Regions from separate parts of the Homo sapiens genome. Here region 2 is linked to region 1. A link is a loop called in an ENCODE intact Hi-C map of the cell type or tissue named here. Cell type or tissue: CD4-positive, alpha-beta T cell. All regions are shown on one strand. Links, peaks and the distances in the headings refer to the core of each region. The heading gives the core; the rest is flanking DNA.

Evidence for each region. A loop is a pair of places that touch in the nucleus more often than their neighbours do. Peaks named below come from ENCODE experiments on the same cell type or tissue, not always from the same donor. Only the 100,000 strongest peaks of a DNase experiment are listed, where the experiment ranks them.
Region 2: a loop joins it to region 1, with 2.4 times the contacts of the local background. A loop is called at or near these places in 2 of 110 quality-filtered maps.

The regions. Positions count from the first base shown.
Region 1 is chr12:116,266,214-116,269,133 of GRCh38, forward strand. The region is part of intron 1 of MED13L (mediator complex subunit 13L); the gene reads right to left. Among named protein-coding and RNA genes, the nearest start is that of MED13L, 10 kb to the right of the region's middle. In CD4-positive, alpha-beta T cell, for the core only: no CTCF peak of the experiment used is centred there; no DNase peak of the experiment used is centred there.
Region 2 is chr12:116,122,066-116,124,985 of GRCh38, forward strand. The region is part of intron 2 of MED13L (mediator complex subunit 13L); the gene reads right to left. Among named protein-coding and RNA genes, the nearest start is that of MIR620, 25 kb to the right of the region's middle. In CD4-positive, alpha-beta T cell, for the core only: no CTCF peak of the experiment used is centred there; a DNase peak (open chromatin) is centred at 1,546.

The DNA.
Region 1 (2,920 bases), core at 263-2,762:
CAGAAGTCCTCATTTAGCAAACGTAATAGCCAGCAGAAAGCTTGTCTCCAGGGCTGAGTGAAGGAGGAGAGGAAAGAGAAGGGAAGTGCTAAAATGCAAAGAAATACAGAATCTTTTCCTGATGACATCACAGAACCTGCCACTAGTATCAGCAAAGAGAAAGCAGCAGTGGGTGCCCACAAGCAGGGAAAGGAAAACCTGCCTTCAAAACTGCTGCTCTTCCCACAGGGAGCCATCCTCACCTCTCCACACTCTTCCACACAGCAATCCTCTCCTTGGCCTAGAAGAGGAGCTATAGCTCCCGCTCTGACTGCCAGGACTATAAGTCAGAGAAAAGGTGCTCCTGACACCCTACATGAGAACACTAAGCATAAGTTTATTCCCACAAAAATGCTGCTATAAATAGCATTTGAGTTTTATAATAGACCTAATTAAGTACAATATACAAGGTAAATAGGCTAACCATCATTTGTAGCAAGAGATGGGAGTTTTTTTGTGAAAACAAACTTACAAATTAACTTTTTCTAGTATTTTAGAACACAGGAGACCACCTACATGTAAAATTCTAAACCTCTAGATACAACTTAAGACACTATTCATATTCAACATGACTAATACAAACGCTACAGATTCGTGGGAGGGCTTTCCTTCCTTCAACAAGCCTAAACAATATTTTTAGATACTGCCACATTATTAAACAGAAAATAGAAATTAGCCAGTAGCTGAGTTCTCTCTGTTCAAAACACAGTAAGGGTTGTGACATGTGTGTCAAACTAAAACATGATTTAGTCTTTAAGAAGAAAAATATATTTATTAAGTACTATTCCTGACATTCCCTGAGACAAATCTCAAAGTGTTAATAGAACTGCTATTTAAAGTTCAAAGAGCACTCCAGAACTGCCAAGGAATTAATAGCTTAAACTACCAAATAAGAGCCACGGTTCAATTCCCAATCTCAGCCAGCTATAGCTCAGAGTTGGTACAGCAAAATCACCCAGCGCATTAAAGGCACACCATGCAACTGTGAATCATATATGGTTGTAACGAAAAACTGTTAAAAACTAAAAATGAATTTCAAGTTTTTCTTCTCAATCTTGGCTTATTTACGAGGAAAGACACAAGAACAATTTAATCCTCTGCTCCCTAGAAAAAAATACAAACACAACATAAATGCTATACTTAAAACAAGTCATTTTACCATTCCAATCTCCTGGTTAACTGCCTCGGGCTACTCTATAACTTTAGTTGTAATTTACTAAAGGTCTCTTCCTACTAAAGAACATCATCTAGTCATCCAAAGCGCTTTCCTTAAAAGGTACTCAAAATGATTTTTCACGCCTCCTGCCCTCCAACACCAAGTTTACAGGAGAAACTGAGGCACAGAACTATTACGTGATCATACTAGTAAAAATGTTTAATACAACTCAAGTTTCCCTACTACCAGGTTATTTCCCATTTTACTGGGCTCATAGAAAACAATCTTTTGAATGTTGAACAAAAGCACTGCTATACAGCTTAAAGAATGAAAGTAAAGGAATTCTGGATCAAGCCCCCAAACAAAATCCCCAGAAGGCTCAAAAATCTATAGGTTGCCTACTATGCTACAGAAAATCTAAACACTAAATGAATTCTTATTCCTTTGAGGAGTAAGAACATGTCTCATGATCAGTTGGAATTGTCTTTAATAAGGAAATTCTAGAATTCATCTAAAATATTACCAAGCCACAGTACATACAGTCTAGATAAAATATATTCAGAACACAGAGTTAATCATCAAAATAAGCTGAAATAAAAACAGCATACTTGTGATCAAGACCCAAATGGTCAATAAGAGCTCCCTTGAGGAATGGAGAATAATCGTCCAGGAATTCCATCACTTAACAGATAGTTAATGAGCACCTAGCAAAGATGATTTCAACAGGGTCACTCTCCTGCAGAAGCTCATCTGATGATCAGAGGTACACAGAGGGAGGTAGGGGGTAACTAGTTCTGCCTGTGGTGGTCAGAGGAGGTAACATTTGAACTTCTTAAGTAGCATTGTGCCAGGCTTACATGCAGGCACAAATACTAGGAGCTAGTTCCAAATGTTCCAGTTAGATATATGTATGTTTTTCCTTATTTCTCTTTAGGGCATGAAAATTCAATAGTCAGAATTGTCAACATAAAATGTTTTTTGTCAAACCAATTATACTCTTCTGAATACCTTATTAGTGCTCATATTAAGTTCAGATAAATTTAATCATCCTTCTTAATAATATTGAAATGAGGAAGCCTCCTGTATTATACTCAAAAATACTTCCTCATACTCACACCTGTAATCCCAGTACTTTGGGAGGCCAAGGCAGGAGGATCATTTGAGGCCAGGAGTTTGAAACCGCCTGAGCAACATAGTGAGACCCTATCTCCCCTCCTCCCAGCAAAAAAAAAAAAACACTTCTTCATAAATTTGTCAAATGTTTTTTAAGGGAGAAGAAAAGATCACAATAATTCTTATTCAGTTTAATATCCTTTTAGATTACCAATTTTTGAAATTTCTACTCCCCACCATAAAACTTGTTTACAATTACATATTTTATTTGAAACAAGTCTGTCACTCCAATTTAATTTTAATATCAAATGTCTTAAATACATTCAACTCAGTGACTTAATACAAATTAAGAATTATTAAGTAAAAAGATCTAATGAAGACTTAAATATTTTCCTGCTTTATCTTCTCCTATCAATTTTTTTTCCCCATCAACTTTTATTTTAAGTTCTGGGGTACATGTGCAGGTTTTGTTACATAGGTAAACATGTGCCATGGTGACTCGCTGCACAGATTAACCCATCACCTAGGTTTTTTGGTTGTTTTTGTTTTGTTTTGTTTGAGACAGTCTCGTTCTGTCATCAGGCTGGAGTGCAGTGGCACAATCTCGGCTCA
Region 2 (2,920 bases), core at 194-2,693, 140 kb before region 1:
TCTACCTCAAACATATAAAACGCATCGTAGTGTTTAAAAAAAAAAATCTTCTGAATTATTAAATCTACTTCCAAAAACTACACTAATCAGATATTACAACAAGGAAACATGTATCCACTTAATCTAACTGCAGCAAATGAAGGATACCAAGATAAATAAACGATTTTGAAGTATCTGCTTTCTTAAAAACTGACTTACCAAAGAAACTCAGTAACAAAGGAGCACAATGCTACATTAATTATGAAATATAGCACTTCACACATAAAAAAATCCAATGACTTACAACACTACACCACCACTGACTGATCAATTTATGCTGCCATCAGTTGCCTGGTAGAATCTATATTTGAAGTCATTAATAACTAAATGGACTTATTACTTATATCAACTTCAACCTATTTAGAGCTCTGATTTCTTGAATTGCTCATGAGTGTAAAATATTCAGTATCACTTAACAAATCTATGTTGGAAATGGATTGTAACCTTCCCGATGTCAATTCATCAAACAAATAAGAATCATGGATAGAAGATACATACTAAAACGTTCCATTTATTTCAAACTATTTGCAACCTTAAGTGATTACAAATATTGATAATATTTGGCAGACAGAAGCACAATTGCGATTCAAAATTTTAACAGTGTACTATCTTCCTAAGGAATCAGCATGGGTTCTCTGCCAGTTGCAGGATAACCAGAATTTTAATGACAGTTTCTACACAGCATTGTAGCAGTTGAGACACGACCCAAGTTAGCATTTCAATGGATCACAAGACTCCCTGTAAAGCCAGCAAACTTTAAATTGAAGGAAACCATAAAACTAAATTTCGAGATAAACTGTACAAGGCCTTCAAAAGACAACTGCTACAGAAAACAGGCTGCAATGTTACTTTAATAGCTGCACACTGAAAAAGAAATCTTGCACAATGGCTGTTATTGACTTCTCAAAACCAAATTTGTCCCCATTTGCTACTTCTTCCAAATATTTTTTAAAATGATTACCATTTTTAACCTTTAAAATGATTAACATGCTCTTAATATGCTCTAGAATGCATAAACAAGGGTCCAGAAGGATTAAAATTAACAGTTATCTCTGCTAGAATAATGATTGTTTTCTCCTTTACCTCTTTGAGTATTTTCCAGATTTCATGACAGGCATTACTTTTATAAGCTTACATCATATTTGAAATAAATTTTTAAAATAAGGATCCTATATTAAACAAGGCTGTATGTTCAGAAATTACAAGGAAAACCAATATTTTTAAAACAGGAATCATCACAAGATAAATTTTGAGACGGAAAAGCAGACATGTGATTCAGTTAGAACATATACATTTAAATTCATCATTGCTACAAATAAACATTTTATAAACTTCCTCTAGGACAATGATTTTAATAAAGATGAGTCAACTACTGATTTCAACATTAGCACAATTGAGAAGTAAAAATTTAAAATATTTCCTTCCACTCTTCAGACACAAACTAATTTGAATAAAAAACACACGCACATGCACACACACGTGCACACAGAAGCTTGCTACTAAAATTCTGACAGGGCAAGTCCCCAAATTGCCTTTTACACTAAAGCTCAAACAGTTGTCTGTCACTGCTATTACTATGAGTAATCCTTGCAGCTGTAACTGTTTGAAATGCAGCTGTCTCGTTGGCATTCTCTCCCCACCCCCAGCCATGCAGCATTTCTGTTCTTGCTACAATAATCTTAAAGAGCATTTTACAGGAGGCTTAGCCCTGGCTGAGGGCACTCTACGGCGTGACCGAGAGAACATGGAAACACGATTCATTAGACACGCCTGGAGTGATAACAATGGTGCTGCTTCTTACTGCCTTTCATTTCGTACATCAGGCTGAGACTAATGCATTCTCGTTACACAACAAGCACATTTATAGACAGGGGAAAACTGTAATCACCTTTGATTAAGAGACAGCATATTTTTCCTATATGAGCTGCCAGCCATACTGACATAGTAATTATTTTTTAACTGACAGGTTAAAATAGCAAATGTAGCAAAAATAACATCTGCAGAGAGAGAGAGAAAGACGAGAGAGAGAGAGAGAGAGAGAGAGAGACAGAGACAGAGAGAGACAGAGAGAGACAGAGAGAGACAGAGACTGACTGACTACTGTGAAGACTTGGTGCACAAAGGTTTCTTTAGACCAAACTCAGTGCCATCTCCTTGAGACCTGATGGGTACCTTGGCTTTTATTTCAGCTTGACAGTCTATGGCAAATATTGCAGAAAGACTCTTACAGAAATTCATTCTATAAATCCAATTTTTTGGAGGCAGAAATTACAAAATTATTTTTGTCACTGAAACAGTAATGACTATTGGTCTACCTTCTTTCCACTTCTTTCACTATAGGACTAGAAAATTCAACAGTAGTATCCTTTTTTCCATTATCTTACAACAAAATAATTTGTTCTCTTCACTTTGTTATCTACTTTTACTAGATAATAATTTGTTTTCCTTAATATAAAATGCTACTCCAAGACAGAAAAAAAACTGCTTTCTACTATACCACAGTTTATAAAATGTAACTTTGGTTAAAAACAAGAATGTAGAATAATTAGATCAGTCTATCATTTCACTTAACGCCCATCAATCCCTGCACCTGGTGAAGGTTTTAACTGTAAATATAAAGGCCCTAATTTAAATTAGAAAAAAGTCATAAGCCACATTATACTGACAACATATAAAGTCAGTTTTCTTAAGGAATTTTAAAAAGTGAACCACCTTTCCATACACACAAATGCAATCTTCTGTTGGTTTACACATGTGTGTTGCTGGGTTGTAGTTTATAGAGAATTTGGTAGTTGACAGGAAAAAAATATTTGTCATAAATTGAAAGATCATAGTTAAACCAAAATATTGGAAAATACTTTTTCAAAGTTAGCAGTCTGTA